2 separate regions of the Homo sapiens genome follow, and region 2 is linked to region 1. Evidence: chromatin loops called from intact Hi-C (ENCODE). Cell type or tissue: PC-9. All regions are shown on one strand. Links, peaks and the distances in the headings refer to the core of each region. The heading gives the core; the rest is flanking DNA.

Region 1 (5,371 bases), core at 229-5,228:
GGGAGTTCAACCGTTCTCAGAAGGGGCCTTTCCAACCACCTTGGGGCACAGGGGAGGAGGGAAAGAAAGGAGTCCAAATGGACAGGGTTCTAAGATTCCTGCCTTCAACACCACCACCTCCGCTTTATCCATTGGGTTGCCATGTGTGTTTTCACCTCAAAGCTGCTTTAAAAAATGGAAAAAAAAATGACCTGATATTAACACAATTCTCTCATATTACACAGATGAAGATCAAGACCTCAAAAGGAGATAGGCATGAATAGGCCTATGACAGGCCTATCTCATCAGTGGCAGAGCTGGGACATGTACCCAGCAGGAGCACTCTTCCTATGGCACCCCCAGTCAATATATATTCATATAGTCATTCAACAAACATTTGCCACCCAACAACTCGGCACAATTTTGGCAATCATAGCATTCTCCCCCATCCATTCTGTATTTTGACAACCTAATTTGTGCTTGATTCATTTGTTCATTCAACAAATATTTTCTGAGGGCCTCCTATACGTCAGGCCATGCTATAGACACTGGGGTTATTTATTTATTTATTTATTTTTGAGACTGAGTCTCGCTCTGTTGCCCAGGCTGGAGTGCAGTGGCATGATCTCGGCTCACTGCAAACTCCACCTCCTGGGTTCAAGTGATTCTCCTGCCTCAGCCTCTCGGGTAGCTGGGATTACAGATGTGGACCACCATGCCTGGCTAATTTTTGTATTTTTAGTAGAGACAGGGTTTCACCATGTTCACCAAGCTGGTCTCGAACTCCTGACCTCAGATGATCTGCCCGCCTTGGTCTCCCAAAGTGCTGGGATTACAGGCGTGAGCCACCGCATCTGGCCGGCACTGGGCATATAGCAGTGAACAAAACCAGTGTTCTGAGCTTTGAGATTTACATTCTAGGGGAGACACAAATAATAAATAAAATTTTTATTTCATATATATATATAATGCAATAGATGCTATAAAGAAGAAAAGCAGAGAGGGGGAGTAAAGAGTGCCCGAGGGGTTATTTTGGATGGAGTAGCTAAGAAGCCCTCTTTGAATAGACGGGATTTAAGCAGAGATGTGGAGGAAGTGACAGATGAAGCCGCGTGTGTATTTGGAAGAAAAGTCATTGGGGAAAGCAGGTACCAAGGCCCTGTGGCTGCCTGTACCTGTGAGTTGGAGGCACAGCAAGGAGGTCTGGGTTGAGGAGTAGCAGATGAGGCCAGAGATGTGCCGGTGCCTCGGAGGCCTGGGGAAGGATCTTGGGTTTGTTTGGGTGAAGTGGGAAGCCTTTGGAAGGTCTGGCTCCGGGAGAGATATGACCTGCCTTGGGTGGGTGAAGCACCAAGAACAGGGAGACCCAAGAAGCAGGCTGCAACCACGTGCTGGTGGGTGGGTTGCTGGTAGGTCAGAGGGGTTGGGGGCTGCTTTCAGCATGCGGCCAAGACGGTCCTAGCCGGACTCCACTCCACAGAGGGCAGACTCTCGGAGGGGCCGAACACAGCCCTGGGGGTGCCGGCCTGTTGCTGTTCCACTTGCATCTGATGCAGCCAGGGAAGCAGCAGCAAGGCTGAGGCTCAGAGGGGCCGGCACCAGCCAGGAGGCAGGGTAATGCCACTTCCAGGAGCAATGGATAGCGGAACGGTGCAGTCCCTCCAAGGTGGTGCCAAGGCCCTGACAGGTCTCTTTGGCTAGAATCCTGACCCTGGCTGCTGGCTGGGATGCCAGTGCCTCCCAGTGCTGGCCTCCCAGGAACACTGGGATGACGGGCCGCTGACGCTCAGGACCCTGCTGCACGGCCACCAAATTCCTTCTTTCCATTAATCTCCCTGCCCCATTTCTCCCTTGCTAAGTTAAATGGGCCCTTGGAGGGTGGATATTCTTTTCCCTATTTTATTTTTGCCTGTGATGTAAGCTCAGCTGAACCATCCCTTCCCCAGGAGGCCTCGCCAGGGGCCCTCCACTAACAGCCAGCTCCACTGTGCTCCTCATAGCCCTTGCTAGACTTGTGATGGTCCCTTTACCTGCGTGGTTATTTGGCAACTATCCATCTGTCCTACTAAATGATAAGCTCCCCAGGAGCTGTCTTTCATTTTGGGGGTGAGCTGGAGGCTCCCCGTTGTCTTCCAGACTCCAGTTAATCCCAGATACACAGCAGGTCAGTGGATGTGAGTCCCTGCCTTGGGGTATTTCAGGTCCTGCCTCCGGGTTCAGGACCTGATGGGCAGAACAGAGCCAGCTGTCTTGAGATTGGGGGCTGCAGAGCTGAAGACCCCGTTCGTAAGCGTTCCAAGATGCCTAGCCCCTAGCCAGGAGGGATCGGAGTGCGGCAGGTGTGCCTGGCTGCTGTCACCCATCTGCCGCGTGCCTGCTCTCCCTTAGGTGCTCAGTGTTTCAGAGAACTCAGGGCAAAGACACTTCAGAGCAGTTAGTGGCCCCGCAGCGGACCACAAGGAAGTCTGCAACCCATTCTCAGTGCACCCCGCCACAGCTCAGGAGTCTTGGGGGATGACATTTTGGGTTTTTGCTCTGACCTCATCTCAGGTTCAGGGTTTCACCTCCGGCCCTTTGCAGCAGGTAGGTAGAAAGCGCCCAGCTATAGGCCGAAGCTCTTTGTGGAAGAAAAAAAAAGTTTGGCTAATGACCTGCAGTTCTCTGTGAGCCTGGGCCCACCGCCTAAGGAGGAAGAGGAATTGGCAAGAGTGGGAGAATCAAACCTTTTCTGGAAGCACCAAGGTTAAGAGGGATATTAGGGTCCGGTTCAAGCACCTTGGTTTATAATTGGGGAAACTGAGGCATTGGGAAAGAGGAGAGACCAGAACTAGACTATGCAGCTCAGCTGCTCCCAATTCCTGACACACAGAAATGTGTGAAAGAATTAAGGTTTATTGTTGTTTTAAGCCACTAAGTTTTGGGGCAATTTGTGACATAGCAATAGGTGACTAATATAATCACCTACCTTATCCTGCCAAGTTTGGCTTGGAAAGCCTTTGGCTGCTTCTCAAAATCAGAGTGATCCCTAAAGAATGAAGACTTGTGCTCACAGAGGCTTTGAGAAAGGCTGTCATCCAATGTGGATGATCGTATTGTCTCACAGGGAGTTTGGAGTCGATCCTGAGATAATGGGGACGAAACGGGGAGCAGAGAGAGAGATGGACACAGCCAGGGGAGGGGGTGCAAAGAACCCAGATCTGAGAGCAGGGGCCTGGGATGGGCCTGGCCTCTGTTGCTTGCTAGCCACACGTCTCTGATGAGTGACTCAGCTCCCTGGGCCCAGGTTCATCATTTGTCTAATACTCAGCTGACAGTGCTGTTGTGAGGTTGACAGTCTGTTCCCCCAACAGCAGTCAGAAGGATCTAGTTAAATTACAAATCCGATCATGTCATTCCGGTACTTAAAACCTGTTAGTGGCCGTCACAGTGCCCGGATAAGGCGCAAGGCCCCAGCTGGCCAGCACCACAGCTCAGCTGTGTCTCCCTCACCTTTCCTGCAACGCCTCCCACCTTCCCCGCATGCAGCTCTCTCCCACTTGCTAACTGCCCCGCAACCTCCAGATCTCACCTGGAATGGGAAGCCACCTGACCACTTCAGCTGCTCTGTGTGGTTCTTATCATTGCCAGCGTGTTTGTGTGATAAACCATAAATGTCTGCCTCCCCTACGGGTCAGTAAGTGCCATGGGGCGGGGCCCCTCTGTCTCATTCCTGGCTATCGGCACAGCATGGGCACATTGTAAGTGCATAAGTGCTTGTGTGGAATGAATGAATGAATGAGCACACAAAGGGTGCCTAGTACTGTGCAAATATTGTTTGTGTCCACTCCTCCCTCCCCTGATTCCACACAGGCTGCAGGAGCTCCATGGGGTCTCACGACTCAGGCCAAATAAACCTTACAGGCACAAAAGCTGACAGATTTCCATTGTTCTTAACTTTGGTTAAGCATTGAAACTACCTGCAAAGTTTTCCAAAAAGAGATGCCTGGGTCCCACCCTCAGAGATCCTGGTGCACAGATGGAGGGTGCACTGGACATTGGGGTGACTAAAAATCCTCCAGGTCAAGCCTCAGAAACACCGCCCTGGGCAGTGGAGAGACTGGGGGCCTGGCATAGCCCTTCTAGCCTGGGGACTGAGACCGTCTCATGATCTATGACTATTGGGCTGTAAAAAATGAGAGCAATGTGCCGGATTCTGTAGTAAGGACTTCCCTTAATGAACTCAGGTAATCCTCAAAAGAGTCCTATGAAGAGGATAGTATTATTATCCCTATTTCACAGTTGGGGAGACTGAGGCAGGCAGCTATCAAGTCACTTGCCCATAGTTACCCAGGTGGCAGAGCCGGGATTTGAATCCTGGGTGGTCTAACTTCAGGGTACAGCTGCTTATCCACCGCCCTAATTGGTGGAGAGGGACCACGGAGAGGTACCCGCTAACTGCTGTCATCCTAAAGATTGCTTTCCCATCCTCTGAGGGCTCAGTGGGGGCGGGGCTGCCGCCTGTTCAGTGTCCTTTCTGAAAGGACGTGCCTCGAGGGACCAGTGGAGCCAAGATTAGACAGGCTCAGCCCATCCATTTCGGGCTGGGATCCTCAGGACGTTGAAAGCCTTCCCCTGGTGCTGGAGCCCATTGTCAGCCTTAGGAAGAGACGGGTCGCTATGGAAACCTCTGGACTGTACAGACGTACAACCGGCTGGCTTCAAGAAAATCTTTTCATGGGTCTGTCTCTGCTGTGAGGCAGCCAAGGGTCCTCCTGCTAATCGGGCCCCCTGTTTGGACATGATGTCAGGTTAACTCCCAGCGCTCAGCGGCAGCCTGGGTGCACCCTCCCCTTGTCCCACCTGGCACACAGAGACAGCTTTTCCAGCCCTCCCGTGGGAGGGCACATTGGTGGGGGAGGTCTGCTGATGATTGATGTGTGGGGTTGAGTCTTTAATTAAAGTATTCATCATGTGTCAGTCAGCAGAAAAGAAAGTTCAGCTCTCTGCCAGGGTCTGTATCCTGATCATCAACTCAAGAGCCGTTTCCCATGAGGGGGCGCGTGACCTTGTCTAATAGCTGCACTGAGATCTTTTTGAGACTTTTCCAATCTGCTTCTGAGCGCTGCATAGGACAGCATGGTGTCAGTGTGCAGACCTGGCCATGGGACCACACACTCTGACAGTCGGCGCTGGGCTGACCTTTAGCGATCACCAGATCTGTGCTTCTCAACCCTGGCACCCCGTTGGCATCACCTGGGCAGCTTTTTAAAAATATCCACGTCTGGGCCTCACCCCCATCCAATGAAATAAAATCTGAGTGGCATCCTGGCCAGGGTACTTCGTAAAAACTCTGCCTGTGCTTCTGAGGTGCAGCCAGTTCTGAGGACAAATCTAACCCACTCTCTGTACAGAT
Region 2 (5,371 bases), core at 263-5,262, 81 kb after region 1:
CACATCCGGGGCAGGGAGCACATCCGGGGCAGGGGACACATCCGGGGCAGGGAGCACATCCGGGGCAGGGGACACATCCGGGGCAGGGAGCACATCCGGGGCAGGGAGCACATCCGGGGCAGGGGACACATCCGGGGCAGGGGGCACATCCGGGGCAGGGAGCACATCTGGGGCAGGGAGCACATCTGGGGCAGGGGGCACGCTAGGACAGGGAGTACACTTGAGACAGGGAGCACAGCGGGGAAGAGGGAGCAGAGAACACACCTGGGGCAGAGATGACACCTGAAGCAGACACAGAGTATGCCTGGAGCAGGGAAGGTCGACCGACTGGGGATAGGGGTGGAGGGCACCTGGCTTGCCCAGGGACTTGAAAGCCAGGCTGGATTTCTAGAATATGGGAGCTGGGGGGGAGATGCAAAGGAGGGTGTGGGGGTGTACCAGGACTTTCCCTCCACTGAGTCTGGGACAGGATTTGGCAGACCTTGCTGTTTGACCTGAACGGTCACTTTTCCTTTCTGAGCTCACTCTCTCCTCAGGGGATCAGAGTCTCCAAGAGTCATGAAGTTCTGATACTTATGACTCCGAATTGGAATGACCTTCTTTTTTTTTTTTTTTTTTTTTTTTCCCAGAAGGAGTTTCACTCTAGTTACCCAGGCTGGAGTGCTGTGGTGCAGTCTTGGTTCACTGCAACCTCCGCCTCCCGGGTTCAAGCGATTATCCTGCCTCAGCTTCCCAAGTAGCTGGGATTACAGGCATGCACCACCACGCCTGGCTAATTTTGTATTTTTAATAGAGATGGGCTTTCTCCATGTTGCTCAGGCTGGTCTCGAACTCCGCCCTGAGGTGATCCCCCCGCCTCGGCCTCCCAAAGTGCTAGGATTACAGGGGTGAACCACCACGCCTGGCCTGCAATGATCTTTCTAAATCAGAAGCAGACTGAGAAGCTTGTGAGTGCCCAACCTGGGCTGAATGAGCATGAGGCAGGCAGAGGACCTGGTGTGGGGGCAACAGGGCCCTGGCTAGACAGCCTGAGGCCTCGGGACCCCTGGGAAAGGAGGGGACAGCAGGTGTGCTGGGGGATGGAGGGGACACACTCTGGACGTAGCTGTTCCAGGCTGATGGACCCTCTGCACCCAGGGGGAATTGAAATCTGGAATGGCACCCCCCAACCCTGGAAAAGTCCATCTCTCCCATGCCTGGGTTCACTCCCTGCCCATCCTCCTGGCCCAGAGTCAACGTGTTTTCTTTCCCCTTCCGTGAATACGTCCTTCCCAGCCCCTCTGGCCCTGCCTAGCCCTGACAGCTAAATCTCACCCCCAATCCTCCTGTTTCTAAGAGGTCCCTGAAAAGGGGGAATAGAACACCCATCCGTGTACTCATTCCCTCTGACAATGCTCAGGAACCACTCACCCTGGGGCTGCTCCAGGCTCCCAGACTGCTCAGAAAAAATCGGCAGGACCCTGGCCTCCCTGCAGCAGAGATGGGTGATAAATGGCAATGGAGAAGAGGTGATACGCGACCTGAAAGACAGGACAGAGCAGACGGCGGGGGGAGCAGGGCTGCTGCAACCTTAACCAGGCCTTGCCGAGACAGCGATGTCTGAGCCAAGGCTGGAAGGATATTTTTCGGGCTGGCTCTGAGTAGCAGTCATTTACTCAAGGCTCACTGTCACCCTGGGAAGCAGCTATTGTACAGAGGAGGAAACTGAGGCTCAGAGGGGGATGACATAGCCCAAGCTGAAGTGGAATGCAAGTCCATGGTTCTGAACACACACAGGGAAACACAGGGGTTGGGGCTGGAGTGAGGATGCCAGAACCCGAGTGCCTGAGCTGAATCTTGCCTTGGCCACATCTGAGCAGAGCCTCAGGTGGGCTACTTATCACCTGGGCCTCAGTTTCTCCACCCATAAAGTGCGAGGCGTGGCAGAGCCTTACTCATAGGGTAGTTGAGAAGATTGGATAATGCAATGTACATGAAGTGCCTTCACAGCACCTGGCACCAAGCAAGGGCTCCAGAAGAATGGCAGGTCCTTGTCCCCATTATCACTATTTCCACAGCACCTCATCTGCCTGACCCACATCCTAGAGCCTCCCAGTAGGGTGCCTGGCTGTGGCCTGGGCCAGCTGACAGAGCCTGTGTTGAGGGGCTGGCTGGGGGGCAGCCACTGTTGTTGATGGGCCCGTTCCCCTAGGCTCCATCTTTCCTCCTCTGCTCTCTCGCTTCTTTCTCACAGGCTGATGAAATATGGATGAGCTGGCAGTGGTACTGCTGCCAGCAGGCACCTGGCCCTTAGGGAGGGTGATGGATAGCCCTGATTACACCGGCCTGGTGGTGGAGGGTGGAGATGGAGGCAGGGAGGGAGGGCAGCCGCAGTCGATGCTTCTCAGAGCCCCGCCCCACCTCCTTCCAGGCTCCTCCAGCTGGCCTTGTCTGGCATCACCTGCCCTCCCAGGTACTGCCAGGGGTTCCAGCCCAAAGGAGATGTTGCCTGTGACACTCCTCAGTGCCTCACAGCAGCCCGTGGGGGAGAAGGGGCAGGAGTCTGTTTCCAGATGACAGACAGATGGACATGAGCCCTTAAGAGGGACGTGAGCCCTGCAGAGCCATTGGCTGTGTTGGGACCAGAAGATTTCCATTCCCCAGTGCAGTCAGTGCTCATTCCCTGCCTGTCAAAGCCTGTCCAGCTCTCAGGGGTACTGGCAATGACTTGGGATGCAACATAGCTTGGAGGATCTGAGTTCTACCTCTGGAGTCAGAGAGTCTGAGTTTGAATCCCAGCTCTGCCACTCAGGCGCCCTTGGGAAAATTAGCTAACCTCTCTCTGAGGCTCAGTTTCCCCATCTGTTAAATGGAAATGATGATCCTAGCCTACTCCTGTGAAGTGGGAGAAGCCCACCTCCCAGATCTCTGCCTGAGGCTGAGTCAGGTCTCTGAAGGATTCAGGTCATCCTCACCCACCTCTCTTTCCTCTCTCCTTCTTCCTGGAGTGCCTTTCCCCACTCTGCACCTGGTGAGCCCTGGGCTCCTGTTCAAATATCACCTCTGCTGGGAAGCTTTCCCCGCCCACCACGTTTCTCTATGGGGCTGGTCACTCCCAGTTTGGAAACACCACTAGGTCTCAGCCATCTCTGCACCACAGTCCAGGCCCACTGTGCAGCAGTCACTGGCTTGTCTGCTTCTCCCTCACAGTGGGCCCCTGGAGAGCAAGAATCCAACTCGGTCCTCCTCCTGGAGCCGCAGTGCTGGGCAGAGTGGCTGAGCAGAGCTGGGGCTCACTTGTGATGAAGAAGAAGCTTCCATGGAGGAAGCCAGGCTTTATACCTCCCACAGGTGTGGGACTTTCCTCAGGAGACTGGACATCGCGAATTGCTTTTCACAGCCTTGAGGACAGAGCAGTAATGGGGAACTCTCAGGACATATGACACAATGTGAAGAAGAGATGATTAGGCCGGCAGAGGCTCTAGGAGCCCCCTAAATCCCATCCCGCCAGCAGCTGCCTGTGTCCCCCAGGCATCAACCCTTCCGCCCTCGCCCAGTGTCCTTTACTTTCCACCATGCACATATTCCTTATTTTATTTTTGAGCCAGAGTCTCACTCTGTCACCCAGGCTGCAGTGGTGCGATCTTGGTTCACTGCAACCTCCGCTTCCCGGGTTCAAGCAATTCTCCTGCCACAGCCTCCCGAGTAGCTGGGATTACAGGCGCCCGCCACCACATCTGGCTAATCTTTTGTATTTTTAGTAGAGTCAGGGTTTCACCATGTTGGCTAGGCTGGTCTCGAACTCCTGACCTCAAGTGATCTGCCCACTTCAGCCTCCCAAAGTGCTAGAATTACAGGTGTGAGCCACTGCACCCAGCCCCTCACTTTATTTTTGCTAGACTGCTATGAGGGACCTCTCTGTGCTGAACTTTCCTGCCTCAGGGCCTTTGCACAGGCCCTTTCTTTTTCCTGGGATGCCCTTGTTTCAACTCTTTGCCTGGGCTATGTCTACTCATCCTGAGTCTTCACTGAAATATCACTTCCTCAGAGATGTCCTCCCTAGCTTTTTGGACTAGGTTGAACCTCCTCTCTGCTCCTCCAGCACCCCAAGATTTTTTCCATAGCACTTATCACAGTTTGCAATTACACATTTTATTTATCTCATTGTTGGCATCTTGACAGAATCGCAGCCAAGAGCATGGCCTTTGCAGTCAGACGGCCTGGATTACAGAGGTTTTGCCTGGCAGGAGCTGTGCGGCCCCAGCCCCATTATATCCTCTCTCCATGCTGCAGTTTCCTTATCTGTAAAATGGGTCAATAGATGTACCCACTCGAGGCACCGCTGTGAGAGTTAAATGGGCTTATACCATAAAGCACCTAGAAAAGTGCACAGCCTCTAGTGGGAGTTTTTGTTTTTGTTTTTGTTTTTTTTGAGATGGAGTCTCACTCTGTTGCCCTGGCAGGAGTGCAGTGGCATGATCTCGGCTCACTGCAACCTCCGCCTCCCGGGTTCAAGTGGTTCTCCTGCCTCAGCTTCCCAAGTAGCTGGGACTACAGGCATGTGCCACCACACCTGGCTAATTTTTTGTATTTTTAGTAGAGATGGGGTTTCACCGAGTTAGCCAGGATAGTCTCAATCTTCTGACCTCATGATCTGCCTGCCTTGGCCTCCCAAAGTGCTGGGATTACAGGCGTGAGCCACTGCGCTGGGCAGTGGGAGCTTTATATATGTCCATTTGGATTGTTACTGTCTGTCTCCTGCCTGGGGAAGCCCCATAGGGGCAGGCACTGGGCCAGTTGTGTTCACCAACTTATCCCTGACCCCTATCTTGGCACATGGCAGGAACCCAACAGTTACTGAATGAATGAATGAATCTATGAGTGGTGTAGTTAAGTACTTCCCCTAGTTTTCAGTTTTAGAATGTTTTATAATTTTAAGGGATTTTGTGGACTCCCACAGGATACTGGTTTCACTTCAAGCCTTTATTAATGGAGAAGAATAATATCATCAGGTCCCTGGGAGTTTGTGGATGAGTTTAATTACCTTTTTACTATTAGTCTCAATAGTCTTGATAGAGGCTTGAAAAAGAGTCTCCTGGAGGAGACTTGAGGATGACAGGCATATTCCTGCCAAGTTTAGAGGCTCTGGTTGGCACACACGTGGCTTCACTGGGAAAGTAGGAGTCTCGGGGTGCACACATTGGGTTTGAGGTGCCTGCAGGACATTTGGGGAGGGGTATCAAGGAGGCAGCTGGAAGCCAGGAGGGCTGGCACTAGGAATGTGGAGAACATCAGCTCAGATATGGACTTAAAGGCATGACATCACCAAGGAAGAGAGTGTGGAGGTAAGGAGGGGAGAGGGCAATGGAGAAGGCGCCTGGGTTGGTACCAC

What was found. Peaks named below come from ENCODE experiments on the same cell type or tissue, not always from the same donor. Only the 100,000 strongest peaks of a DNase experiment are listed, where the experiment ranks them.
Region 2: it touches region 1 in a loop (2.3-fold over the local background); 3 of 110 quality-filtered maps call a loop at or near these places.

The regions. Positions count from the first base shown.
Region 1 is chr22:35,567,159-35,572,529 of GRCh38, reverse strand. No RefSeq gene overlaps it. Among named protein-coding and RNA genes, the nearest start is that of RASD2, 29 kb to the right of the region's middle. In PC-9, for the core only: no CTCF peak of the experiment used is centred there; a DNase peak (open chromatin) is centred at 2,959; H3K27ac peaks cover 805 bases.
Region 2 is chr22:35,486,375-35,491,745 of GRCh38, reverse strand. No RefSeq gene overlaps it. Among named protein-coding and RNA genes, the nearest start is that of RASD2, 52 kb to the left of the region's middle. In PC-9, for the core only: no CTCF peak of the experiment used is centred there; a DNase peak (open chromatin) is centred at 2,315; H3K27ac peaks cover 294 bases.